5 separate regions of the Homo sapiens genome follow, and regions 2, 3, 4 and 5 are each linked to region 1. The links are chromatin loops, found by intact Hi-C in ENCODE. Cell type or tissue: IMR-90. All regions are shown on one strand. Each heading gives the region's core, and the rest is flanking DNA. Links, peaks and the distances in the headings are about the cores only.

Region 1 (6,317 bases), core at 1-4,000:
TCTCATTGCAGAAAAGTCAACATATACAGAAACATGAATTTAAGAATTCGGTCTCCAGTTCCATTCCCCAGAATGGCCGCTGTTAACAATTTCCAGACTTTTTTCTGTACATAAACAATTCTTAAAATCCACACAGTTTCTTTTAGCAAAATGAGAACGTACTGTATTTACTCTTTTCTTCTTCACCTTGGTCTTTGTTAACATGGCTTAACTATATCCATTAGGTGAATCATAGTTTCTGTCTTGATTACTGCGGTTGTCTTACCGGGAGTTCAACTTCAGGTTTTTTTAGTCAGTTTTTAATACCAACAATAAAGCCATTTTCTTTGCACTTCCTTCATGCTAGGCTAGCTCTTAAAACCTAGTAGGTTTCTGTTTCCTACTTAACCTAAATTTCTGTTTTTAAGGTATGCTCCTATTTCATTCATAGCCTTGTCCATATATTTTTATCAGCCTGACTTTAACTACTTATAGCGTCAGGACAGTGACACAGGCTTCTGTTTGACTTGATTAGAGGCAAGCCCTTACTCAGAAAATTGGAAAAGAAATAAGAGTATGATGGCCTTACCTCATTCTCTGCTGTTCCTGGAGACTGGCATTCAAACAATCCTAAAAGGAATGGTTACAGAGAGACCAGCTTTTGTCTTTGGTCCTAATCAGCCTTGACTCTACCTGGCCAAGCCATTATGGCTGAGGGAGCGACACTGATGATTTTCCATTCCCTACTCATCTTCTTTGAGGTTAATAAACATCACTATTGAATGCCCAATCGGTACCCTTATTACATGATCATTATTCTTGCTGGGGATAGCACTAGACATGAACCCTTACCCCTGATGCATTGTATACCCTTAGTAACTAAAGACAACTCTAAAGAGTTTTGGTTCCATAAACCCTTCCTTGCTAGAGCTAGCACTGCTTAACCAGAGAGGCTTTTTCTGCATGTAAAATGTAGATGTGTACTAAAAGAAGTTGCATGGGAAATACAAAACTGGCTAAAACAGTAGCCTTAAGAAAAAAAAAAAAACCAACAGCTCAGAATACATTGAAAACCATATGTACACTTAACAATTCATCCTGCTTATGTTAGCCTTCTGGGATCCACTTAACTGACATTTGCCTGAGACCTGCCTCAGCGAGGGAGGTAAGATTATAGTTTACTGTGTATGTTAATTTGGCTGGATTATGGGTCAGTAAACTATTTCTATAAAGGGGCAAACAGTAAGTATTTTCAGCTTTGCAGGCCACTCAGTCTCTGTTGAAGTTGCTCAACTCTGCCCTTGTAGCTTAAAGGAGCCATAGACAATATGAATGAGTGTGTCTGTGCTCCAGTGTAACTTTATTTACAAAACCAGGTCCCAGCCAGGCCATAGTTTTCTGACCCTTGCTCTAAAGGAAAAAATCTTAATAGTAGTATCTGTTAGATACACCTCATTTCCTTAATAAATAGTACTTTAATCTTACATCATCTTCAAACTTTTTACACGTACATTTTTTTTTTAATCCTGACTTTACATTTTCTTTCTCTACTATTTCCCAAGCTTCTATAGTTTTATGGAGTCTTCATTATAAGTGATGGTGAGAAGATACTCTTCATTTATGTGATAGAAACACAAACTGATTCCTTAATGTGGCTGTAGCCACCTGCTGGTTCTTTAAGGTTGTTGCAAGTTTCAAGATTGCTGTGGAATTTCAAATAGTCCAGCTGTGCTTCTCTACCCTAGCTGACCATTGAATCACCAGAGGAACTGTAAAAAAAAAAAAAAATGCTCAAGCCCCACCTCCAGAGAGCCTGATTGGTTTGGGGTAGGTCACAGGTTTAGGTACTTCTATAAGGCCCTTCCTCTCTGCCTCAGATGATTCTAATATGCAGCCAGCTTTGAGAACCACTGTGCTAGTTCAACTGCCTGTTTCATTGTATCATTTAAAACTAAAGTTGAATTTAGTGGCACCAGATGGTATTTGTTTATATTTGAGTTGTGGGGTAAAGCTATTCATCCCAGCTTTAGGTTGCTCCCTATGTGCACTCCCCAATATAGTCAGTCTGCCAGAGTTTATTTCTATAGACATATGGGTCACATAGATAATTCTTATAATTAATTGCTAATTACATTGAAGAAGAATTTACTTTGGGGCTAGTAAGTCATAAAAAGATGAAATGGAGTTGTTGAAATTCAGTCATGTGTAATGAAGGAAAACCAGCAAATGACTACATTTATATAGTACACCAGTTTTGAGTTACAACACTATATGAGAAGGTTTTTATGTGGTGATTACATGATGTAATTACAGAAGGTAATTAAACAGCTGTTTTCTGTGTGTAAATAGTACAGTTGATTGATTTGGATAGTCAAGTTAAATCATCTACTGTAGTTTGTCTTTTGGGGTAGTCTTCAAAAACTATTAGCTCTCCTAACTTTCATCTTTTCTTTTTGAAAAGGTTGTATAGACCTTTTGGTATTAGATTTCATTTACATTTTTAAATTTACATTTTGATCCATTCAGAAGGTAAATTATAGTCTTTATTTTTTTGCCATAGAAACTAGGATGGTCACTTTATGTTTTAGAAATAGACATACCAGAAACATTACATGTTTGTGATATAATAAAGAGTACCTTTGATTTATAATTTTTATAAAGTCATTGTGAATTAAATCAGAACTGTACATTCAGTTTGTAGAATTTTAATGTTGCGTGTGAAACTTATATGTAGAATCAGGCCATTAAAAGATAATTATATGGAATAAAAGACTTTCAGCAATAAAATACTTAGTAGTTTCATGGTGAACCCTAAAACTAAAATAAATGGTATGTCCAGAATTGTATTCTAAAGCTCTGTTCCAGATAGCTAAGGCTTCTGACATTTTCAGTGTACAGCGCTTTCACTCTCTTGCTTCTGAGATTGTATTTACACTGCCTACTGTTACAAATAGCCTGTTTCCTCCCTGCTACTAAACCTTGGCTCCTTTACTCAGTATCTGCTTTTTTCAGAATGTTTTTCTTGGTTAATTCACTGTCATCAACCACACTGCCATCTCTTAATACAATGTATATAATATATATGTGTGATATATTGTTCACATTAGTTATTGTATGTTTTCTAAGGCTGCTATAACAAATGACCAAGACTGAGTGGCTGAAAACAAGAGAAATTTATTCTCAAACTTATGGAGGCCAGACGTCTGAAATCAAGGAATTGGCAGGGTCATGCTCCTCTGCAGGCCCTAGGAAAGAATTCCTTTCTTGCCTTTTCCAGCTTCTGATTGTTGCCATCAATCCTTGGTATTTTTTTGGCTTATAGACATATTAGTCTCTGTCTTCACATGTCATTCTCTCTGTATGTGACTGTGTCTTCATGGGACCTTTCTTTAAGGACACTAGTCATTAGATTTAGGACCCACTCTAATCCAGTATGTTCTCATTTTACCTAATTACATCTGCAAAACCCTGTATCCAAATAAGGCTACATTCTGAGGTTCTGGATGGACATAAATTTTGGAGGGATGCTATTAAACTTCGTATAGTTATAAGAACACATAATGTTTCTCACCTTTGTTTATGTTCGTTTATTCCGTTTCTTTAGATTGTAAAGACTTCCTAATGAAGCAAGAAGTTTAGAATTGCAAAGAGCATTTTAAAATAGCTATTTTTACACTACATATATTAAAACTTTGTTGCTTTCTCAATATGGTATACAATTATGATACCTATTTTCGATCTATTATGGGTTAAGATGTAATTTTGGGTTTTTGCTATATTTTCAAGATGCATTTTTTTTTTAGGACTGCAACATTCAAGAAAAAATAGACTTAGAAATTCGAATGCGAGAAGGAATATGGAAACTCCTTTCTCTGAGCACTCAGAAAGATCAAGTTTTACATGCAGTTAAGAATCTCATGGTGTGCAATGCTCGACTAATGGCCTATACATCGGAGCTACAGAAATTAGAAGAACAGATTGCAAATCAGACTGGAAGATGGTTAGTAACATAGTTTACCTGTGGCTTTTAATGTACTTAAATATGTAAATTTAAAACACAGTATAATTTAAGCTTAAGTACCAATGTCAAATCACCAAACTGTTTTAAAAAACAAATACACTGAAGTAGCAGCTGACATCATAAACAGTTTGCCGACACAGCTCAGAGTGAACTTAGGCAGCAGCTTTTATTGGGCTGTTGTGTTCAATATGTAATTATAAAATGAAAATTATCCAGAAGCAATGACTGAGGGAGCATTTTAAGAAGAAAGTACCAATATTGATAGAAATGTAGAGTAAGAAAATTAATTGCTTAGAAATATGCTAATATAAAGGTACTAGCTGTGAGACATGGAAACTCAAGTATAGAAATTGAGATGAGTGAGCAGCAAAATTATAAAGAGATAAAACCTTATGAATGGAAAGGAACTTAAAAATCTGCTAGCCCATCTCTTGATATGGTGAACATAAGTCCCAGAGAGGCAAAAAACCTCAAGGACATTCATGCAACAAGTGATGGAAGCTAATGAGATTTAAGATTTGCTAAGTATTAATAACTTCTGCTCATGTGTTCTGTCATCTCATGCTGTTCTTTTAGATTAGATCTATGATTTGTATATGAAATTTATATCCTAACTTTTTACAATGCCAAATCTTACTTGAACCTAAGAATTGGTTCAATTTAGAGGCTGGATTTTGGTGTATTTTAAATAAAAACAGTCTTACATTCCCCTTTGTTGATTCACAGCTCTGACACAAGGGAAGAGTTTCTTGTTAGACAATAGTGACTGTTGGGCTCAGCATAGCATCATTAAATTCTTGAAAAGTAAGTTAAAAACACCAGTCAGAGTCTGAGATTTCTGTAAAAGTAAAATTTTGATGAGGATGTAATGTAATAGAGACCTGGATACAAAGTAGCCAACCTTATTAGCTATATTGCCATGGGATAGCTTTTATTTATTTATTTATTTTTTAAAGACAGAGTCTCGCTCTGTCACCCAGGCTGGAGTGCAGTGGTGTGATCTCAGCTCACTGCAACCTCTGCCTCCCGGGTTCAAGCGATTCTCCTGCCTCAGCCTCCCGAGTAACTGGGACTATAGGCGTGTGCCACCACACCCAGCTGATTTTTTTTTTGTATTTGTATTTTTAGTAGAGATGGGGTTTCACCATGTTAGCCAGGATGGTTTCAATCTCCTGACCTCGTGATTTGGCCACCTCGGCCTCCCAGAGCGCTGGGATTACAGGCATGAGCCACTGTGCCCTGCCGGGATAGCTATTTTAATCTCCTTGTGCCTCAGTTCCTTCCTTACAGTGGGCATGATAATATTTACATTTTGAAAATTGAGATTTTATATATACAAAAACCTAATGTAATGCCTTTTACATACTTAGTACTCAACAAATGTCAGTTTTCATTCTTATATGCCTCCAGCATTATACAATGAAATTGTTCCATTAGCATAATGTAGGAAAATGTTTTTCAGATAGGCATACATTGGTTTAAGTGAGTGCTTCTCAAAGTTGGTAACTTGTAGCACTGAGAGTACATGATGCAAAGTCATAGAATAAATATGGCATGTCTTCTTAGAGCATGAATTTTTAAGATTAAGCATGAGAAGTTTAGAATAGTGGAGTATTTGGAGGTTCTGCTTTCTTATTCCTGGGGATAGGGGATATATGTTCCCTCTCAGCCTTTTTATTAGGATATTTTGTCAAGAGGGGCAGTTTCAATGGAAAAGTTTGAGAAGCCCTGATTTTAGAAAGTATGGGACTAAACATTATATTATGTCATCTATCACAATATCTGGAATATTATTTTTGGGACCATATCTGCCTCCATATTTAATGCTCTTTAAATATTTATAATGAGTTATGAATTGACTGTTTCTTAAATTCGGCAGTGTGGCTTTTCTGAAGTTGCTGATGTATAAAAACTATTAAATAAGCCTAATGCCTGTTCAATTTATATAGCAGTGATGGGGAAAAATTAGGATCCCTAACTGGAAATGTGTATGATTTTCAGTTTCTTTACTAATTATCTGTGATAGATGAGAATATCTTTGTCATTATACACACACACACACACACACATATATTTGTTCATCATTCATGTAAAAACAGTGTTTCCCTTAATTATTGCTGGAATTTAAAAAAATCTTGTATAGTCTATATGTATTCTTTGTTTATAGCTTCATTTTGTATGTGAAGATATAACCTGAGGTGACTGATCAGATATAACTAGAAATTATAATTGCTTTGTTATTACACAAAAATGACTTGAAGATTAATGATTTAGTTCCTTGAAGAAAGTTATGTAAATTATGCAGATATACTGAATA
Region 2 (6,317 bases), core at 1,024-5,023, 820 kb before region 1:
TAGGAGTTTGAATCCAGTCAGGGCAACAGAGTGAGACACCATTTCTAAAAGAAGATAAAGAAAAGAATTAAAGAGTGAGAGAGGTATATGTACTATATGCTTGCACAGATATTAAGTGGAAAAAGCAAGGCACAGAATACAACGTTTAGAATGCTCACAAGGGCACAAAAAGCAAGAGAAAGAAGGTGTGTGTGTGTGTTGTTTGTTTATGTATAAAATAAAGAATACATTAAAAAAACTAATAAGACTGGTTGTTTCTGAGTCAGGAAACTGGTTGCTAAGGGACAGAAGTGGGAGGAAAACTTTTTATAGCCGTATCTTCTTCTTCCAAAAATTTGAACTCATGTGGGTCTATTATGTATTTAAAAATTAAAACAATTAAAATAGAGAAAATCCCTTGGACTACTAAAAATAAAAAAAACAGCATTTGTTATCTTAGATGCCCTAGATGTGCGGGATACTTCTTTTTTTTCTTTGAGACAGAGTCTTGCTCTGTCACCCAGGCTGCAGTGCAGTGGTGTGAACTCAGCTCACTGCAACTTCCCTGTCCTGGGTTCAAGCGATTCTTCTGCCTCAGGCTCTGGAGTAGCTGGGATTACAGGCATTCGCCACCATGCCTGGCTAATTTTGTATTTTTAGTAAAGATGGGGTTTCACCATGTTGGTGAGGCTGGTCTTGAACTCCTGACCTCAGGCGATCCACCCACCTTGGCCTCCCAAAGTGCTGGGATTACAGGCGTGAGCCACTGCGCCCAGCCCTACTTCTTAAGAGAGAAAAAAAATTACCCCAGCTTATATCTTTTGAATTAGGCCTTTGTTTTTTCCACTTTTTATGAGTCTCCTGGATTTCTGCTTTCTTACTAAATATCACAGTAATAGTGACTTGCTTTCAGTTTAATTCAAAATCTTTTAACATCATATGAACTTAATTAACCATCTAAAAAGATTCCATTGTGCTTATTTTTACATGGATTTAAATGAATTTTGCTACTCAAGCCCCAGACTGAAACATGTTATGTATGGAAATCATAATTATTCATATCATTTAATACTGCCCATTTCATGTAGGTGTTCAATAAAGATTGAGCAATAATGCCATCCCCATGTATATTAGCAAATGTTCCTTTTAACCTTGGTGAAACTATTTTATTTTTTGGAGAGAAGGTCTCTTTCTGTTGCCTAGACTGGAGTGCAATGGCACAATCATGGCTCACTGCAGGCTCAACCTCCCAAACCCAAGCAATCCTCCCACTTCAGCCTCTCGAGTAGCTAGAACTACAGGCGCACACCACCACGCCCAGTAAATTTATTTTTGCAGAGGTGGGGTCACACTATGTTGCCTAGGCTGGTCCCGAACTCCTAGCTTCAAGTGATCCTCCCACCTTGGCCTCCCAAAGTGCTGGAATTACAGACGTGAGCCACTGCACCCAGCCAGAAACTAACCAGTCTTATACATTGTTTTCCTCCTTGAAAAAGAAGTTGAAAATTGCCAAATGCACATTTTCCCCTGTTCCATGTCCAGCCACACCCTGTCTGGACATAAAAATGTAACCTCAGATTCGAGTTTGTCATTGGTAAGTACTTCCAGACACTGGGAAGCAACTTCTTTCTGTTCTCTGATCCCTACCCCGACAAAAGAGATGAAAACTTTTAAGCTAAAGTTTTCAAATAGTTCTTATAAAGAAAGCTCAAATATTTTAAATCAATAATTGGTCAATAAAGCAGATGTTCCTGAAGTAATACTCTTTATACATACATGGTCTGATCCCTCTGTAACATAGGAAAAGGGAATTTTCTCATAAAGTAGTATGATACTCCACAGGAGGGCCCTGGTTAAATTCCATTATCAAGGATGGCTAGACACAGCTTGCATTCTTGTTGTAATAAATATTGCTTAAAATATTTAAACTTCTTTCTGGGCCATGGAATTTAGTGTTAAAAATAGTCATTCTTGTGAGAGTTGTAGCTGTGTTTTAAATGATTGTTACATTTGCTGTCATTGCATATTTCTGTTCACCCAGATTGTAAAATTTAGGTTCCTAAAGCAGGAACAAAACACTCTTTCGCACCAGCCTGCTATTAATTGGAAAGAAGACTGGGAGGTTCATGGGCCAAAGGGGACAAGATGAGTCATCTCTCCTTTCTACCAAAGGGTAGACCATAACTGGGGCTTTTGGAAAGTCAAAGGAGAGTTTTTAATGACCTAGAAATAACTTTTTAAAATTTCCACAATCATGGGTGCAAATAGGACTGAGCAACAGGAAAGCAAATAAGGAACTAGGACAGAGCAAAGATTTTCCTGGCATCTTTGACCACTGTCAATCACAATATAGGTTTTCAATGATGTTCTTTTTTAGCCAGTGAGACACACATTCTTATCTATAGCAACAGGACTATCACAGAACATGCTCTTATGGAACTAATGTAGCACATTGTGAAAATTACTCTGGCATGTGCCAAGAATCTGATTTTCCAGTTTTTGGCACTAAAGGCCTGATTCCCCACTCCGCTCCCCTCCTCCCACAGGGTGTCCTGAGCAAATGCTCTTTAAACACAACGACAGTAATAGGAGCTGTTGAACATTTGCTGTCCTGTTTTTGTGTAGTTTCTAAATACGTCCTCTAGGTGTCTTCAGTGACCAGCATTCGTGGATATTTTCGAGTACTTCTGCCAGCTGGCCGAGTGTGGGTTCAGTTTGTAAGAACAAGTTCTGCAATCACTTCTATAGAGCATTTTGATAAATTAGAATGAAGTATTTTGGGTAATAAGTACTTCTAAGTATTTAATAAACTTTTCACATTCATTTTAGGTAAAATACTGATTTTCTATTTCTGCAATGTTGACTACTCAGAAAACTTTCTCCTAATACAAATGGTTTAGGTTAAATTGTTTTTAAAAATGCCACTGGGGCTAAAGAAAGCACATTTTTCCCCCATTGTTCTGTATTATTATTATTATCATTAGTTGTTAGTATTTTGACACAGAGTTTCGCTCTTGTTGCCCAGGCTGGAGTGCAATGGCGCGATCTCCGCTCACTGCAACCTCCGCCCCTGGGTTCAAACAATTCTCCTGCCTCAGCCTCCCGAGTAGCTGGGATGACCGGCGCCCGCCACCACGCCCGGCTAATTTTTTGTATTTGTAGTAGAGACAAGGTTTCACCATGTTTGCCAGGGTGGTCTCAAACCCTTGACCTCGTGATCCACCCGCCTCGGCCTCCCAAAGAGCTAGGATTACAGGCATGAGCCACTGTGCCCAGCCTATTATTTAAAAAAATATATATATATTTCAATAGGTTTTTTGGGAACAGGTGGTGTTTGGTTACATGAATAAGTTCTTTAGTGGAGATTTCTGAGATTTTGGTGCAACTATCACCTGAGCAGTGTACACTGTACCCAGTGTGTATTCTTTTTTTTTGTTTGTTTTTTGAGATGGAGTTTCGCTCTTGTTGCCCAAGCTGGAGTGCAATGGCCCGATCTCTGCTCACTGCAACCTCTGCCTCCCGGGTTCAAGCGATTCTCCTACTTCAGCCTCCTGAGTGGATGGGATTACAGGCATGCACCACCACACCCGGCTAATTTTGTATTTTTAGTAGAGACAGGGTTTCTCCATGTGGATCAGGCTGGTCTCGAACTCCCGACCTCAGGTAATCTACCCGCCTCGGTCTTTCAAAGTGCTGGGATTACAGGTGTGAGCCACCACACCCAGCCCAATGTGTAGTGTTTTATACCTCACCCCACTCCCACCCTTTCCCCCAAGTCCCCAAAGTCCATTGTATCATTCTTTGTGTCCTCAGAACTTAGCTCCTATTTATGAGTGAGAACATACGATGTTTGGTTTTCCATTCCTGAGTTACTTCACTTAGAATAATGGTCTCCAATTCCATCCAGATTGCTTTGAATGGCATTATTTTGTTCCTTTTTATAGCTGAGTAGTATTCCATGGTATATATATATACACCATATTTTCTTTATCCACTTGTTGACTGATGGACATTTGGGCTGGTTCCATATTTTTGCAATTGCGAATTGTGCTGCTATAAACATGCGTGTGTAAGTATCTTTTTTGTGTAATTACTTATTTTCCTTTTGGTAGATATCCAGTAGTGGGCTTGCTGGATCAAATGGTAATTCTACTTTTAGTTCTTTAAGGAATCTCCACACTGTTTTCCATAGTGGTTTTACTAGTTTACCTTCCCACCAGCAGTGTAAAAGTGCTTCCTTTTCACCACATCCATGCCAACATCTACTATTTTTTTTTTTTATTAAGGCCATTCTTGTAGGAGTAAGGTGGTGTTGCATTACGGTTTTGATTTGCATTTCTCTTATCATTAGTGATGTTGACCATCTTTTCATATGTTTGCTGACCATTTGTATAAATTCTTTTGAGAATTGTCTATTCATGTCCTTAGCCCACTTTTTGATGGGATTGTTTTTTTCTTCCTGATTTGTTTGAGTTCCTTGTAGATTTGGATATTAGTCCTTTGTTAGATGTACAGATTGCAAAGATTAAGAATGCACATTTTTTAAAGGGGAGCAGCTTTATTGAAAAATGTGAATTGAATTTGTATTATGGAAATTAGAGTGGGCACAAAAGACAGAGTCCAAGAAGACTCTGCAATAGGCTTAAGTTGTCAGGCTCTGGGATCCAAATTGTAATCTGTTTTCCTTTATTATTCACATTTGGGCTTGGAGAGAATTCTAAAAATATATTCAGTGGGAGGATCTGTTGTGAGGAGGGGGCTGTAATGTGGGATTTGACACTGATAAATGTGGGTGGGGTCAATGTGCATGTGGCCAGGGAATTTTTGTTGTAGGCTAGAGGATCTGTTGACTCTATCTACCAGCTCCATGACCCTGGCCTAGAATACTGATGACCCAACAGAAGTGTGCAACATCTAAAGTGGCACTTTCAATATCTTAAGATTTACATTCAAATAAGTGAAATAATTAATTTTCAATTATAATTAAAAGATAATAATAAAGCATTGGATGAAATCATCTACCTTTATTCCTTTGTCCCTAGAACTACTCAATGTCAAAGCATTTCTTTTTTTAAGCTTTTTATTTGGAAATAGTTTCAAACTTACAAAAAAGTTGTAGAAGTAAAGATAGTTATAAGGAACATTCCTATACCTTTTAACAGAATTGACCTATTGTTAGCATTTACCCCACTTACTTTGTCATCTGAACTCTTTGGTCTCTTGCTCCTTCTCTTTCTTTCTTTCATCTTTCTTTCTTTCCTTCCTTCCTCCCTCCCTCCCTCCCCCCTCCCTCCCTCCCTCCCTCCCTCTCTTTCTTTCTTTCTTTCTTTCTTTCTTTCTTTCTTTCTTTCTTTCTTTCTTTCTTTCTTTCTTTCTTTCCTTCTTTCTTTCTTTTTCTTTCTCTTTTCTTTTTTTTAAGACAGAGTCTTGCTCTGTTGCCCAGGCTGGAGTGCAGTGGCATGATCTCAGCTCACTGCAACCTCCACATCCCAGGTTAAAGCAATTCTCCTACCTCAGCCTCCCGAGTAGCTGGGATTACAGGCACGCACCACCACCACGCCTGGCTCATTTTTGTATTTTTAGTAGAGGCCGGATTTCACCATGTTGGCCAGCCTGGTCTCAAACTCCTGGCCTCAAGTCATCTGTCTCCCTTGGCCTCCCAAAGTGCTGGGATTACAGGCATGAGCCACCATGCCCGGCCCTCTGTATTTTTTTCTGTACTATTTAATGGTAAATTACAAACATCATGTCCTGTTACCCCTAAGTTCTTCTGTGTTTATTTCCTACGAATGACTACAATATGGCTGTTTTCTTCTTACATTTACACTGATATAACGCTTTTATCCTATCTACCATCCATATTCCAATTTTATTAGTAATCTAGTAATGTCCTTCATAGTATATTTTTCTCTCCAGTGGATCCAGTCTAGGAATAAGCATTGCAATTAGTTGTCAGAATTCTTTAGCCTCCTTCAATCTGGAACAAATCCTACAACCTTCCCTTGTCTTTTATGACATTTTAAAAAGAACATAGTTTGTCCCCCTTTTATAAATGTAACATTTCTAATTTTGTATTTGTGTGGTGTTTCCTGGTGCTAGATTGAGGTACTACATTCCTTAGCAGATTACCGCATCGGTGATGTGTCCTTTTAGGACATCCCATCAGGAGGCCTGCAATGTCCATCTCTCTCTCATCCATGATGTTAACTTTGATACACTGGTCAAGGCAGCCTGATTTCCCCACTATCTAATTACTTTTTCCCCTCTCTCTCTTGCAAGTAATAGGACTATGCAAATATCTTGCATCTTATCAAAATTTCCTCCAGTATTTAACTTTC
Region 3 (4,000 bases), core at 1-4,000, 120 kb before region 1:
TGGCCATACTGAAACTTTTCTGACACTTCCTATAGAATCACACATCCTTACAAAACTTTGGGAATTACATATGTATAAAAACAGACAACAGGCTGGCTCTAATAATGATTCACTCAAAGAAATGCTAGTGATACCAGCCCCTGTTTTTTCTAGTTTCCCAACCAGGATCAAACATAAACCCTAATTCCATAATAATTCCATCATCTTTCAGTAGCTAAGAAATATCCACACACAAGAAATAAGAGTCCTTCTGGAAAAGAATTTTTTTCATCGTCAAGTTTCAAGTTTATTTCCAGATGTTTCCATATTAGCCCTCAATAGAAGATGTGTACTTTTCAAGGTCTTCATTATTCAGGCCATGAACACAAGCCAATTTTTAAGCTCTACCGTCATTCACTTTGATCTGCTTCCTACATGAGCCACAAACTTTAACTAGCAGCAAACGAGTGGCGGGCCCATGTGAATGCATCCCCAGCCCTTTCATGGTTCTTGCTTATGGTTTAGGTCCTTTGGGATGGAGTATTCTGGAAATACACCACAGGAAAATGGTTACTACTTCTTATTTCCAACATTAAGGCTTCAATTCATTTGGAGTCTGAGAATCCAAATTTCTACAAGCCTGTTGTAGAGATTTCCTGGGAGATATTTAGGATAACTGAATGATGCAACTGTCTCCAAACTGTACTTACAGGGCAAACAACCAAAAGTTAAAAAAAAAAGTACCATTTTTAAAAATTCATTTCGGTCAATATTTCCTACATCTTATTATGGAAATGGTTCACATATATTAAGGAAAATATAAAAATTGACCTTTTGGAGGATTCAACTGGGCAGGGACAGAATCAGCTTTTGTTCTCTGTTCTAAGTCCAGCACTCAACACATTTGTGTTTGACACACAATATTGAATAAGTATTTGTTGTAATTAATGTTTATAAAGGACAAGGAAGAAACTAAAAATGACCCAAAATCCCACCACTCAGAAGCAACTACTGTCAATATCCAGTATATTTTTTTCCTGTCATTTATCTCTGTGCACATTTACCATTCCAGGGCTTTCATGCTATACAGTCTAGCATATGCGAAGACAGCAACATTTGATGGCTTAATCTCAGGGGATTAGCATCACAAAAGCAAGAGAACAAATTTGAATGCAACACCTTTTATGATTGTGGCTGTATTTTTCAATCACATATTTTGCCACTGTTTCTACATGAAACTTTTAAAAATTAATATTAATGCTGATATTAATTTTTAATATTAATTTTAATACGCTCCTGGAATGTTATGCCATGTCACAGAAAAGAAGGATCTTTTTTCTAACTTCTCTCAACCAATTATCTTGTGCCCTGAAGCTGAGAAGTTAATACCTTCTGTATTTTTCAACCAACCTGGCACAAACTGCTAACCTAATTTCAGTTTGTAGATGTATTACATCAACTAGGGTGGAAAAAAACAGTTAAAACAAGCTTGATGGTATCCTATGATTTTGTTTTAAAAGACAGGTTAAACACAAGAGAAAGACTGGAGAAGTTCATCATACTGAGATTGTGTAGGGTATCTTTGTTAGATGAAAAAGGGATCAAAACCAAGTGACTAATTGTGGAATATCATGTGTGTACATCTCAGATCCACCGTTCATTCACATCCTGTTCAGTCTGGATGAATATCCAGAACCACCTCTTATTTCCCCAAAGAATCTTGGGGTTTTTCTGAATGGAAAAGAAAAGGGGTTAAACACATTGCATTTGTAACCTCTTTCATAATTACACTCCAAACAATAAAATATCCATTCAAAGTGCAAGACAGACCAATAGATTTCAACGTAAGAAAGTACAAAATGTTCACTGATATGGTTTCAGATCCCACATTGCAATGACTCTTTAAGAAACTACCAACTGTCACATTTGGCACAGCATCAAAGCAAAATATCCATGATTATCTGAGAAGGCTATTAAAATACCCCTCCATTTCCTACTATGTATCTGTGGGAGACTAGATTTTCTTCATCTGTTTCAACCAAAACAACAAATTTGCAACAGACTGAATGTGGAACTACCAAAGTCCAGCTGCCTTCTATGAAGCCACACATAAACTTTTAAAACAATACCGCTCTTTTCACTAAATTATTTTTGGGAAAACAGTTATTTTTCATAAAAATATGTTATTTACGTTAGCATATAATGGATACATGTAGTGAGAGAGTCAAACAATGAAAGAAGGAAATACCGAAATAAACACGTAATTACAAAGCTAGTTAAAAGTGACTAAGAAGAAGAATAATATGATGCTATCGGACAGAACAGTAGAAGACTTGTGTGGTTTTATTTCTGGTTCTCAACCCTGTGACTCAGAATACAGTGTGAAAGCTGGAAGGCCAGATGAGAAGATAAGGGCCAACCTGAGTGAAACTCAATCAGGGTGTGGGTGCAGACCAGTGTTGGGGAAATTTAACTGGTTCTAAGCCACTTCCGGCCCCATCTTCGACTTCTTCTTTATTTAAAAAAAAAAAAAAAGGCCAAATATTATTAAATCAGAGGTTTTAGGCTTCAGTAGAAAACATGCTTATTTAAAGCAATATTTGACACTAAAAAAAAAAATACCAGTACAATATAAGAAACTGACCTTGAAGCTCATTATTATGCAGAATGATTTCCAGATCTGGAAATCTGTCAGATGGATAGGTATCCAGAAACCAACACAGTAGAAGAGGAGCAATGAGGGAAAAAGCCCTTTCCAGAGAGCCAAACCTTCAGTTATATCCATTCACACATGCGTTCATTAATTTACAGGATGACCATATGGTCTGAAAAATAGATAATATTATTTCATTTTTTACAGATGGAATCCTCTCAGTTACTTCTTCTGAGATGGGTTAAAGACAGGTTAATTCAGAAAAATCAAAGACATGCTATCATGTGACCAATACACCCTAGAAGCATGTGCAGAGAGTAATGGAAATATGCGTTCACGCACTGTGGTGCTCACTGCAATTTTGCACAGGCATTGAACTATGCATTTTAATGAGTGACAACACGTTGATCCTATCATGTATTATAATCTACTATCAACAAACCATTTCTTATGTCTATTTTAACTTCCTTCATTTTTGCACTGAGCCACACTTACTTTTGGATATGCTGTTCCCTCTGCCAGGGTCATTCCTCCTCCTCTTCCCAAGCCCCCACAATTAATTATCAATTAACTATTCCTCTAACCTCAGACTCTCTTGCCAGGGAGTATTCTCAGACACATGCCCAGGTGTACATGACATGGCCTACTGTGTTTTCCACAGAAGTTTGTACCTTATCACCATGCACATCACAATGAACCAGTGTGCCATTTCCCCATTTGACCATAAAATCAGTGAGTTCAGGGACCTTGTGTGCTCCTTCACTGTCTGCAAGTACCCCCTGTACCTAACCTGAGCCCAGCACACAATACAGGATTAATGCATTTCTGCTGAATGCATGAAATGTGCAACTATATCTCTACTCGAAAATCATTAACCAACACAGAGATCCTTAAGTTTCTTTTTTCCTTTTTCCAGACAAGTACTGGGGCATAAAACCAATGAGTAACCTACGGGTACCTCCTACAGGAGTAGGGGGTGGGATCTAAAACTGATGCCTCTCTTCTATTCTTAAACACTTTAACATCAGCTTCTCCTCCCAAAGGCGAAGCTCTACCAACTTATTTAAATTTCACTTTACATGACTGATTTATGAACCTCTTCAGAGGAATATGAAACGGTAAAAATACCTCCAGCTAAAAATAGTCTAGCTATTGATCACAGAGCACCTCAGACAGACCATAACGTCAACCACAAGGCAAATCCCAAAGCAGGAGTCGACCACCTCCGAGCACAGGGAGCTTGGCTGCAAACCCATAGCATGGAGTCGGCTCCTGCGCTCTCTTTCCGGCACCACAGGCCTGAATCTGCAACAACTGCACGTCTTAAGGCATGGCCCATCTCTACTCTTGTTGGCCCTTAACGCTAAT
Region 4 (6,317 bases), core at 2,318-6,317, 330 kb before region 1:
TGTATATGTGGATATCCAGTTGTCCTGCACCATTTGTTAAAAAGACAATTCTTTACCCCATTTAATTACCTTAGCACCTTTGTTGAAAATCAGTTGACCATAAGCGTAAGAATATGTTTGTGGATTATCAATTTTCTTCCGTTGTTCTATATGTCTATTCTTATGCTAGTTCTCTGGTGTTACCGTTATGATGTAGCTTACTATGATAGAAGCAACTTTTTATTGTTTGTTTTTATTTATTTATTTTTTATTTTACTTTAAGTTCCAGGATATGTGTGCAGAATGTGCAGGTTTTTTACATAGGTATACATGTGCCATGGTGGTTTGCTGCACCTGTTTATTTTTTGAGGCAACTTTTTTATACTAATGGTAAACAAATCTATTATAATTGTGAGGTAATAATATTGTGCCCAATACCTTGAACTTCTGGAAAATAATTACCTTTTCATTACTCATATTCATAAAAAAGTAGGTTTCGCAAGGTGGAAATTAGAGGGGAAGTCTAAATGCTTGGAATCTAAACTGTGTTTTACAGAATTATATATGATTTGCTAAAAACTGTATTTAAAGACATATTTATAATAAATATTTAAATAAATTAAATTTAAAGACATTTATAAGTATTCAAAGACACATTTATAATAAATATGACATTTATAAATATTTAAAGACATATTTATAATAAATTTCTCCAATTTAACACTGAAAGCTATAGGGCTGAGATCCAGCTTGTGTTTATCTAATATAAGAAGTATTGTCCAATTTTCTACTTTGAACAACATTTACTACACTATTACTGTATATTATTGAATCTAAGATGCCATTAATTGTAAAGTGCACCAATTATTTATATATGACTAGGAAATAAAAAATGTTTTCAATTAGAATATATAGTATGACCAATTGAAAAAAGATACATCCGAATTTCAGAGATGTAAAATTCTAAGTAAATGTCCATCTTAAAATTGATGAAATATAATATATCAGCCACAAAATGTTACTTTCGAGTTGTCACATTTCTTCTAAAAGGGATTTTCCTATTGCAAGATCTCTTTAAGGCTCTATTTTTTTTCTCCTTTGCTTTGTATACATTTTCACAGTAAAGTAAAATTCTGTAATAACTCCAATGCTTTTGAATGTATTTCAAATTATGAAGTGGGAGATTGAATTTAGCCAGCTTCAGACACATGGCAAATCTGTTGTCTCAATGAATCATTAATATTTCTTCAGCCAGCAGCAATCCCATCTTTCAAATCCATGTGCATCCTTACTGTAATGCCCACTAGTGTGAATTATTTTGAAACTATTTACCAAACATTGAAACTTCTGGGATAAATAAATGATTTATAATAACCCTGGAATGGCATAGTTTAAAATCTGGACAATCCCATAAAATTCAGGATGTAGACTCCCTATACCATGGATGTTAGTCACTGGCGAGACTGCCGAGAAGCCACAAACTCAGCCCTCTGTGGAAAGCACATTCCAAAGTAGAAGAATTGCCAGATGTGAATAGATGCTATCATTTGCTCCAGAATCTAATTCTTCCCATAGGGCTGGACCTATGGACCCTATCTAAGGGGCACTGGAACTATCCTCACTAAACCCTCAAATCTCTCACTTGCTGGCCTTCCCCCGGGCCTTTGTATCACCTCTTTGAGGTAAGACACTACCTCCAGAGAGTCCCTGTCTATGGAGGGCTGACACCTAGCAGTACATCATTGCTTATTACTGGCCTGGAGGAAGATAGGGTCTTGATGGGAGAAGGTAGGGCCTAGGGCACCAACTTCTCAAGGTTTTCTGGTTATAAGAAAGCTGAGACAACCACTTGGTCCACCATAAAAAGGAAAAGGAGCTATTGTAGAGCAGTTACGCTAAGGAAACACAGACTGAACCAGGAGTTTCAAAGTGATTCAGAAGCTGGTGTTGCTCTAAAGAAGCCTCAGGCCCAAGCTCTCTGGCCTGCACGGTCTCCCTCTCATGTTGAATCTGCTGCTGTCTGCATATCTGCTCTGCTCCACTCTCACCATCTACTAACTAATCTTTAATATACCTTCAAAAACCTGCCAGAGTACTTATGCTAGCTAATGATATCAACCCAGCTGGGGAAAGCCCTTCTCACCTGGCCACCTAATGGGCCACACAACAAGCTATAACTAGCCCATGCATGGGCCACCCTTGGGCCAGATGTTGCCTTGGACTGATCTGATTCCCTTAGTAGGGGGCTGCCAGTGGGCCAATCCCAGCTGGAAAGAGGCATTGAGTAGGGTGGGAACTGTCCATGTTCATAACAGAGAAATTGGCCATGGGGTGGGTGGGTGGCGGTGGGAGTGTGCCCGGGAGTAATAGAGGATGCTGACACCTAGGTCGAGAGTGAGTAGTTGAGAAGGGAAATGAAGGGCATCGCAGATTAACTTTGTCTTTGAGATCTTGTATATAAAAATGCTTTGCACACAGTGAAAGTGCTCTGAGGACTGTGATTGAAGAGTATAATGTTTCAACTAGCATGCAACTTTGCCTCTGAACAAGAGGAGAGTCAACACCAGGATTCTTTTGAGAACTGGACCCTGGTATGGGCGACTGGTGCTTGCTCCCCACAGGGCCATATGAAAAGTCTTATAAAACATGGTCCCAGAACCATCTGCATGGAGGGCAGAAGGAAGATTTATCCATTGGATTCTATCCCCTATTGGTAAAGGGGGCTCCACATTTCCATGTTACCCACATATGAGTCCGGAAATGAACCTTCCACTTGGAGGTCAAAGAGGCATTGAGAAGTATCACCATAGAGCTGTCTCATTGCACCTGCAGGAGGCTCCTCCAAACCATAAAGAAACTGGTTTCTGCTGTAGCATCTGGAGGTGCTGCTACAGAGATCTGGAAGCACATAAGAGGCCTCTAACACACCTAGTCATGATCACCTATGTGAGTAACGTTTTCTCTGAAGGACACACATTTTCATCTCTTCCAGGTTGTTTAATTCTATTTGTCATGCAAAAATATCAACTATGTCCATTTCCTTCATTGTCCTAGAAAGAAAACTCAAAAATATAAGTCCACATTTCAGTTGCTTATTCCTTGAGAGCACTAGTCTCTCTCTCTTAGATACTGACACACACACACAAGAGAACCCACTACGTGGGCCACCGCTGTGTTGCACAGCTCCAAAATGCACCATTCACGTCCTAATCTATGGAATTGTGCAGAGGCATGGGGCTGTTCCCAGTGGCCCTACTCACAATACTTCTCCTGGATTTTCCTACTGACATGGTTAAAGTAGAATGTACTTTTAGGTCAAAGTCACCACCAGGAGGTACAAAATCCCATCATTAGTCCTGTGTCCCTTTCTTAAAATGCTCTCAACCTTATGAAAATGTGAGCATACCTCAACGGGATGGCAGATTTTAATCTGCCATTAGTCGTTTTCATTTTAGTAAAGTGAAGAAGCAAGGCACTGATGGGAGTGAGAGTGGGTAAGGGAAACAGGTCACTGAGTACTGGAGGAGAAGGAGTGGAGGATGTGTGGCTGGAAGGCTCCAAAGACAAATTTCAGCCACTTCATGGTTTGAGCTGGAACTGACCTTTCTCAAGCTGGTATGAATCTAGTTCACTGTATGCAGAACTGTATAATTTTCCCAAGACTTCGTGTTCTACAACTTGGCATCAATCATCTTTGTGGCTAAATCTAGGCCTTTGTGGAATCTTCAGAAGACACATATAATGAGACCCTCAAAGCTAAGGACCTTCTCTATGAGTACTCCCTGGACAGCACTTGAACATGATCAGACAGGAATACTGATGGTGCTTGAAGTCATCTACGGGCACTCAGAATTTCTCAAGGAGTTTACAGTGCAAGATCAAGCAGTCCACACAGATTCTGAGAGAAACCAATAAGCAAATAGTCGTGTACCAAAAGAGTGGTATTGAATCAGAGGATGAAAGAGCAAGGTGAGAGAAATCAGAAAGATTATCTTAGAACTCAAGCCACGGAGGGTTAGCAATCCACAGGCCAAATTTGACCTACTGTCAGTTTTTGAAAATTTTATTGGCACACGGCCACACCAACCATTTACATATTGTCAGTGGCTCTCTGTCAGTAGTTGTAACAGAGGCTGTGTGACTTGCTAAGACTGAAATATTTACTATTAGTTCTTGACAGAATGAATTGACCCTTGGAAAATCTTAACCTCTGTGTGTGCCAATATTCCTACCTTGCTTCCTCATAAGGCATTGCCTCTTGAATTTTCAACTAAGTCATCCCAAAACATTAGGATGGAGCATTCAGACCACACTGCCTCAAGCTTTCCATTTGAGGACCGCTTCCTAGAGGGGCAGCAGCATTCATTCCATCAGTCCACAGACCCAGAGCATCAGCCGAGAGCCAGGCACCCTGCTAGGTAGTGGGAATAGGCAGATGAGTACGGCACACTCAGCTCCCAGCTGGGAAGTACTGAATTAAACTGTAGGTCTGTGTCACTGGTAACCACAGAGGCTATACAAGGCCATGCAAAGCAGTTCCCTGCGGCCTAGTCTTTCTTTCTCTGCTTTCTTTCTCTCTCCCTTGTTTTAAAAAAATCTCTCTCCCTCTCTTGCCTCCTCTTCCTCCTTGACTCTCTCCTGGCCTCCTTTCCTTTCTTTCTTCCTCCCTCTTGCCCACATCTCAGCCTGCCAGTGCCACCCAGTGGCTCTGACAGGCATTACTCAGACTTGCTGACTGCCCTCTAGGTTGGAAATGACCATGGGGAAGTCAGTAAGTGCCTATAATTAGGGATTCCAAAGCAATTAGACAGGTCTAGTGAATCTTTGCAATCCTCTGAATGCTCAAAGCATTAATATTAGCTTTTTAAGTCATTTATACCTAGGTATAAATGAAGGAACCCAGGAGAGGCTTTGTTAAGGGGAAAGAGATCAGGGAGGCCCTAATGATTAATGTTAAAGAGGTTACTGCATGTTGGCCTGGTGCGATGTTTCACGTCTGTAATCCCAGCCCTTTGGTAGGCCAAAGCAGATGGATCACTTGAGCCCAGGAGTTCGAGACCAGCCTGAGCAACATGGCAAAAATCAGTCTCTACAAAAAACACAAAAATGAGCTGGGTGTGGTGGTGCATGCCTGTAGTCCCAGCTACTCAGAGGGCTGAGGTGAGAGAGTTGCTTGAGCCAGAGGGGTGCAGGCTGCAGTAAGCTGTGATGGCACCACTGCACTCCAGCCTGGGTGACGGAGTGGTAAGACTCTGTCTCAAAAAAAAAAAAAAAAAAAAAAAAAAAAAAAAAAAAAAGGTTACTGCATACTGTTCTGAGCAAAAATTTCATTTGGTATAGCTGACAATACAGTATTATACACATAAAAGTTTGTTAAGAGGATAGATCACTTGCTAAGTGTTCTTACCTCAATAAAAAATAGGTAAATAAATATAAAATTGCATTTGAATTGGTTCAGGGGTGTTATTTAGATAGTATATGATATGGATGTAAAAAAATGTGAAATGACAGATTTATGACTGTAACCAGTTTATTGGTCCATCTTAATTCTTATAATGGATTAACATAAAATGATAGTATTTTTTCTGATCACCATAATTAATTGTGGTCTCTTTAATTCCATTTCCTGTCCTCTAATAACACCTTAGGTGAATCTAGTGGAGTCAAGGGAATGGCCTCTCACATAGATGCTGCCCCTACAAGGCTTTGGTAGCAAAACCCTCAGATTATTGCAGGGCTGAGCTCAGACCCTTGTTGATTCTCTCTCCCTTTCCTACAACTCTTCCCATAAGGAACAGACTGCAGGGGTCGGGTGTGTGTGTGTGAGTGTAGTTGATAACAGAAGGGCTGTTTCCAGGGATATTTAATAACTGGAGGGGATGTGTCTGGTTCCAAATTTAAGCCACTGTCTTTAGAAGGAGGGGTACTGAGCACTTGCTGTTTGGGACAATTCTGTGAGAACAGGAAAAAGTTCCACTCATCTAATCATAGCCTTGGCGCAAACAGTCTTGCACTGTGCACAGATGAATGCTCATTAGTGTGAGGGCGGCTGTGGCACCAGGATGCTGCCTTTCCATGTCATCCCAGCATCCAACTCATGGATACTGGTCATTATAAAGTGATGCTTAAACTGTGACTATGATTTTCTCACCTACCAAGTGATTTTCTCCCCTAAGAATCTGGGTCTCAGAATTCTAGTATTTCAATAGCCACCAAACTTGTGCAGAGTCTAATGGAGGTTCTGGATGGCACTGTATATTAGTCCGCTCTCACACTGCTATGAAGAAATACCTGAGACTGGGTAATTTATAAAGGAAAGAGGTTTAATTGACTCACAG
Region 5 (6,317 bases), core at 915-4,914, 110 kb before region 1:
GGTGGCCATTAACGGGTCTAGACACTAACTTCCCACCAGGAAACACCAGAAACCAAAAGGGAAACATTTTTCATTAGAGATTATTTCCCTAGGAGCAAAGTAAGTCAGAGGCTGATTCAAATCCATCCTAACTACGTAATTTAAAAAATGTCTCGCCTGAACAAAAAATGTCTAGGCTTCCCCTCAAGGTAGAACGTAAGCATTTAAGTGATAGCAAGTAATGATCTCTTTAATCTATGGAGTGTCTCAGGAAGTTCTAATTATTACATTTTAAGAGACAACACAAAATAGAAGAGTGCCAGAGGGCAAAGAAAAGATGAAATTAAATCAATCTCTATAATAGAACTCAAATTATTTGGAAACCTACCTTTTAGGATGTTTTACTCCATCAATTTTAATGTCCTTTGATTCCATGAATTTCTAAACCTCTATTTAAAATGAAATCTGACATTCTGCATTTGGGAAATACACTGACTTGTAATGTACACTTTTCTAGTTTGGGTTAAATCTATACTTACTGATAAAGAAATGCTTCTCTAAGTATGATGATTTCTCAAGCAATAGCTTCTATGATCTATAACTTGTGAAAACCAATCTCAACTCTTTGCAAGTGGGCAAAACTTAAATATAACAAAAAAAAATACATCATTTGCCAAAAAGTCAAGTCTCAAACTTAAATCATAGAAGTATAGCAATATCAGAAAGTCTTTCCTCTGGGTGCCCTAATGTCTGCTTCTCCCAAATATAAATTAAATTAAATGGATTCTCAGCTACTAACATTTAATTAACCTGGGCAGATAATACAAAATGGCAAATAAACCAAACTTATTTATACTGGAGGAATGTTTTTGAACTTAAGACAGCATCTTGCATTGACTTTATAATACGGAGACTGTCAAGAATGAACAGCTCACTTAGCTCACCCTTTCTGCCTTCCCATTCAACTCACCCTTGCACGCCATTTGGTGCTAGGAATGGATCCCACCATGGCTAGGCTGTGCTAGTCTTCTCTCTAAAAGCATAGTCTGTGGTTTACAAATTCCCAGTTGAGAAGGAATTAGATATTTGACTTTAATGCTGCTAGGTTGCAGACCGTGCACACAGAGGGTAAATGATATCAAAGCCTTGTTCCTCCTGGTTCAACTATATCAATAAGAAATGCAGTCAAGGCACCTGCAAATAGCAAAAATCAACCTTGCTTAGCATTTGCTTGTAAGGCGATTGGGGTGCTGCTTAAAGCAATGGGGTTAGCATCCCCTGTCAGCAACACTTACTCTTCTTTCCTAAGAAGCTCCTCCTCAGATTCCGTCAGGCGTTGCCTCAGTACAGCTATCATTTCCACGGCCACGTCCACCTGTCTGTTTAAGGCCCGCTCTCGTCTCTGAACTTCCTGCTTTTTCTGAGTCAGCTGCACAAAAGCTGCCCGAACTTCCAACAGTTCCGCAGTTTTCTGGGCCAACTCTTTGGTGAGTTTATCAATTCTCTTCTCAATGGTCCTATCCACAGCCTCAACCATTCGATTGAATTTTTCTCTGACATGTGCCTCGAAAGAAGCTTTGGTGTCTGAGGTGGGCAGTCCAGGACCCGACCGTGTCCCATCCAGCGAGTCTGCATGGAGGTCCATGGCAGTGTAGGTCTGCACATAGGACACAGGCCTCTCTGCCACCACCTCAAATGGCTTCCTGTCCTTGGAATGTTCATGTGAAATGCTGTACAAGTTAACATAGCTCGGTTTCTGCTTTACCACGTTGCCACTGCTCTGCAATTTTCCCGGTTTCAGGAGTTCTGAGGAAGTGACTAGGTCTGTGTCTTTGAGGGATGGAAAGAGACTGCATTTTGTCAAGAGGGTTCTTTCTTCGTAGCTGTGACTGAACTCCAGATGGGCCCTCAAGGATGACAAGCTTCTAAATCTGGTATGGTCTCCACACCTCGGGCAGCGTAATGGCAGGCACACAGCAACATTCTCAAAGGACTCCTGCCAGGGATATCTGCTTTCCTCAAAAGCCTTCTGTTGCATTACTCTAAAAGTCCTGGGAGGGGGGAAATAGGTAGTTTACAAGTCGGCTGAAAAACACACTACTAAAATGATTGCTGCTCATCTCCATGACAGCAGAGGCTTTTTGGTTTCAAGTGACTTTTGCACATAATATTTTATGTTGCACTTAAAACCTACAGCCCATGGGCCAAATCCATCCACATCAATTTCTGCATTATTTACTGCTGCCGTATCAATTTCTGTATTATTTATTGTAAACCACAATGGCAGTGGTGAGTAACTGAGACAGAGACTCTATGCTCCTAAAAGCTAAAATATTTACTACCTTTACAGAAAAAGTTTGCCAACTCCTACCTAGAATCAAAAAGGTGGGTAACATTCCCTCTCCACAGAAGAGAACACTGAAGCAAGGAAGTAAAGCCATTAATCCAAGGTCAGATGGAAAGTGGTAGATCCAGAAGTGGAATTCAAGTTTCCTCCCCTCCTGAATTTGGCACACTAAATGCAAAACCGTGCCCCATTTTAAGGATACAATCCGAGATGCGTGAACACAAGAACATATGAAAACTCACATGAATTGTCAAAATGGGTCCTAAGACAGCAAGCTCAGGACCTATCCTCAAGTACAGGAAAGATTACTCAAGCTATGCACAGTGGCATTAAGCCTGCAATCAGCTGAAAATTTTTCACCCTGAAATTTTTGCCTTTTTTTCCTTCAGGTATTGCTGTGATGACATAAACCAAAGTGCTAATCGTAACAATAACAGACCCCATACGTGAGTTTCACTGAAACCTGGGGACCCAATGTGTCAAATACCATTTGGCATAAGTGGGGCCATGGCCAAGATTTTTATTATAATAGAGTGTTCTGGACGGATTTGTCTTGTCTCAGATGCTATTTTATATGACAACCTCTAGGGATGGTCAGTGTGTGAACCAGGTAGGTATCAGCATACTCTCTTAATAACAGGAAGTTCTGGTTTCCTTGTAGGAATGCATTATCTTCACCCTAGCAACAGATGACTGTTGGCAACCCAATTCTGCAAGCAGTGCATATCTTCTATTCCTCCATGAAAGGTTTCTACTTAAATGTAACAAGCATTGGACCCGAAATGAGGGAGCCCAGCTGGGGTCTTTGGGTGAAAAGTGTCCTCAACCTCTTCAAAAGCAGAGGTGCAAATGGTCCCCAGGCAGCGAGGCAGGCAAGGCTTCTAGGTGAAGCCCCCGGCCCCCAGAGAGGGGAACCTCTTCCTGTGATGGGTACACCGGGATGTTTAACCACTGGTTTTCTGGGAACGAGATGCAAACCCTGGCTCAGCATAGGGCCAAAGACGCTGACAAGAGGTAAGGAAAGGGGAAGTCAGGATTCTAAGGGGGCAATGGGAAAAGGGTGGCATTTTGGATGGGGAAATGGGTAATCACACACTCCAGAGCACGCAGGCTTTTATGGGCCCAGAGGAAACCCAGTCCACTGGGCTGATGAAGAGCCCTAAGTGACTCTGCCAGAGAAGGGCAGGCTGGCAATGACCCTGCCCCGGGGTCCCAGCTCTCCCCGCCCCCTCTCCGCTGCGTGCCAGCCCACGGGTGCCAGAGTGGATTCGTGTGCACATGAGTTCCTGCTGGTGGGGGCCGGGAAGCCGGCTCTCCCAACTCCCCGCCATGCTGCGGGCTCGGGGACCCCCTCCCCAGCCCCGGCCACCCCGGCAGGTCCCCTCCGCCGAGCCGCGGGCGCAGATGGCCGGCGGCCGCCTCTTACCCGACTTGTTGCTGCTGCTGCTGCAGCCGCCGCCTCCGGTGCTGATGCTGCGGGAGCGAAGCGGTTTTCAGCAGAGCCGTAAATCAGACTGAGCCGGGCCGGCTCCCACTCCCCGCCGCACCTCCGCGCCGGGACCGGCGGCGTCCAGGGCGGAGCGAGGCGCGGCTAGCCAGCGGGGGCGGCGCTCGCGGGCACCGTGGGGCACCGCGCCGTGGGTGCGGGGGTTCCGGAACGCCGCGGCCCAGGGCTGCCACCTCCGCGGGGAACACCCTTGCTCTGCCCAGCTGGCGGGAGCATCATCTGCCCCCCCGCCACCCAGCCGGGAGCCCGATCCGACTCAGGATTACACTGACATCACTGCGAGAGATGCTGGGATCATTCCCCGGGGGAGGGAAGGAAAGACGCGTGTCAGCCTCGCAGTCGCGGCGCTTTCTGCAGGCCCTGGCAAGCTTTTTTGCACTAGTTTGGGGGGAGCGGGAGAGTGTGGATGAGGATGCAGCATAGCTGGGCATCTTCTTTGAAAATCTACCCGTTGGAAGGTCCGGGTATTTAATTAGGACCTCTTCATCCCAAGCAGCAGGGCGAGAATGTCCCAAAATAACTAACCCAGAGAGTACACTCCAGCCTTCCTAGCCAAGTGTCCTGAGGCTACGTTAACAGGCAGAACTAAATCTAGTAAAGTGCAGGGATTAATGAACAAACAGTTAAAGCAACAAGATCCCTCACCTACACCCCCATTTCTGAGGCGGACGCCCCTTTCCCTGGAGAAAAAATTTGTCCTCCTAAAGAGGGGATGTCCTGAAGAGAAGACGGCAAATCATTCCTTCTGAAGGACTCTGATGTCTCAGCTTGCTGGGCTTTTGCTTTTTTTTTTTTTTTTTTTTTTTTTTAACCTGTTTTGGTTTACCCCTACTGTAACTCCTGAAATGTGAAACCTAGATAAAAGTTACTGCTGGGTTTTCTTGTTCAAAGAAGAGAAGAGATTCTGTTCATCTGTAGACAGTTAATGCATCCTCTTGACTTCTCAGGGTGTCTTTTCTCAAGGCTTGCTGTTACTCATTTCAACACCCGATTTTATTTTAACGGTAAAGAGCTCAACAGTTATCTTAGTTGAAATTTTGTTTTGTTTTTGACAAATGAAAACAAATGAATTGCTTTGTTTTTTCACAAATGAATTATCACATCAAATGCAATGAAGATCCCAAGCTCTGGCATCAGACTTGATTCAAATCCTGGTTCTAGGGCCTGGGTCAAGTAACTAGACTTTTCTGTTCCTTCAATTCCTCATCTATGAAATGAAGATAATCAAGACCTACCTCTTAATATAGCGGTGGATCGAATGTGCTATGATGATGGAGGTAAAAACCCTGCCTGACAGGGACACACACTGATAAAGTCAGCTGTTATCGTTGTTGCTACTTCATTTATAATTATTATTAATTCCATAAAAAAGGGGCCTACACACATTTAAAAAGCAGGAAGGAGAAGAGGAATTAATATGTACTAACTTCTACGTAAATGGAGATAGGCTATTGTGCTGGGGTGTGTTTGCTTTGAAAATATTATATCTCATTGAAGTTACTTTTTGACTCGCTCTCAAGACTATTCCAAGAATCAATTTATTTAGTACAAAATCTTAAAGTCTGAAAGATACACTCATTGGAGTGCCAAGTTATCTCCGTCATCTTGTGAGGTGCCTGCAGGTTAACCTCTTACACCCACTGCCTTCATGGCAAAACATAACAAAAGCATGCTCTGGTCCTCCCTTCCCCCCCGCCCCTTTTTTTTTTTTTTTTTTTTTTTTGAGACGGAGTCTCACTCTGTCTCCCAGGCTGTAGTGGCGCGATATCAGCTCACTGCAACCTCTGCCTCTTGGGTTCAAGCGATTCTCCTGCCTCAGCCTCCCTAGTAGCTGGGATTACAGGTCCCTGCCACCACCCGGCCAATTTTTGTATTTTCAGTAGAGACGGGGTTTTGCCGTGTTGGCCAGGCTGGTCTTGAACTCCTGACCTCAGGTGATCTACCGGCCTCGGCCTCCCAAAGTGCTGGGATCACAGGCGTGAGCTACCGCGCCCAGCCAGCTCCTCCCATTTCTTAGACAGCTGCTACTTCTTTTTTGGTCCTAAGTTCCTCCCCTGTTAAATGAGAGGATGGAGATTTTCAAAGTCCTTTTCTCACCCTAAAAATATAAAATATTATCAAATAATTATGGAGAGGTTATTCTGTGCAGGGCCTAAAGCTGAGTATTGTGGGAAATTCAACTTGGTCAACAGGCATTTAGGACCTTAAGTGGTTCTCAAAGTGTCACTTGTGTATACCACCAATTACCTCATTTAATCTTTGAACACCTGTGAGGTAGGGAGGACCTTGTACACTCAGTTCTAGCCACCTTGGCATCCCTTTACTTAAGAGCCCTGCTTTTTCCCGTCTCTAGGGCCTCTTTATCTGGTAATGCCTACTCATCCCTCAGAGCTCATCCCAAGTATGCCCTCTCTGAGGAGGTCTTCCCTGACACTCCTGGACAAGGTTAGTGCGTACTAGGAAAATTTATTATGACAGGATTTG

What was found. Peaks named below come from ENCODE experiments on the same cell type or tissue, not always from the same donor. Only the 100,000 strongest peaks of a DNase experiment are listed, where the experiment ranks them.
Region 2: a loop joins it to region 1, with 11 times the contacts of the local background. A loop is called at or near these places in 10 of 110 quality-filtered maps.
Region 3: it touches region 1 in a loop (5-fold over the local background); 22 of 110 quality-filtered maps call a loop at or near these places.
Region 4: it touches region 1 in a loop (6-fold over the local background); 4 of 110 quality-filtered maps call a loop at or near these places.
Region 5: it touches region 1 in a loop (4-fold over the local background); 19 of 110 quality-filtered maps call a loop at or near these places.

The regions. Positions count from the first base shown.
Region 1 is chr10:62,260,287-62,266,603 of GRCh38, reverse strand. RTKN2 (rhotekin 2) reads left to right here. Exons shown (of 12, transcript NM_145307.4): 2 at 3,783-3,979. All of the region lies in intron 1 of LINC02621 (long intergenic non-protein coding RNA 2621), which reads right to left. Among named protein-coding and RNA genes, the nearest start is that of LINC02621, 4.3 kb to the right of the region's middle. RefSeq lists an enhancer at 1,479-1,980. In IMR-90, for the core only: a CTCF peak has its summit at 1,654 (motif pointing left); a DNase peak (open chromatin) is centred at 1,723; H3K27ac peaks cover 134 bases.
Region 2 is chr10:63,080,394-63,086,710 of GRCh38, reverse strand. No RefSeq gene overlaps it. Among named protein-coding and RNA genes, the nearest start is that of NRBF2, 50 kb to the left of the region's middle. In IMR-90, for the core only: a CTCF peak has its summit at 2,633; a DNase peak (open chromatin) is centred at 2,630.
Region 3 is chr10:62,382,622-62,386,621 of GRCh38, reverse strand. The region is part of intron 2 of ZNF365 (zinc finger protein 365); the gene reads right to left. Among named protein-coding and RNA genes, the nearest start is that of ZNF365, 10 kb to the right of the region's middle. RefSeq lists an enhancer at 1,807-3,006. In IMR-90, for the core only: no CTCF peak of the experiment used is centred there; a DNase peak (open chromatin) is centred at 2,351.
Region 4 is chr10:62,592,563-62,598,879 of GRCh38, reverse strand. No RefSeq gene overlaps it. Among named protein-coding and RNA genes, the nearest start is that of ADO, 210 kb to the left of the region's middle. In IMR-90, for the core only: a CTCF peak has its summit at 4,674 (motif pointing left); no DNase peak of the experiment used is centred there.
Region 5 is chr10:62,371,894-62,378,210 of GRCh38, reverse strand. It overlaps ZNF365 (zinc finger protein 365), which reads right to left and starts at 3,842. Exons shown (of 5, transcript NM_014951.3): 1 at 3,753-3,842; 2 at 1,275-2,030. The coding sequence starts at 2,017. It overlaps LOC283045 (a long non-coding RNA gene), which reads left to right and starts at 3,084. Exons shown (of 4, transcript NR_104162.1): 1 at 3,084-3,340. In IMR-90, for the core only: no CTCF peak of the experiment used is centred there; no DNase peak of the experiment used is centred there; H3K4me3 peaks cover 1,050 bases.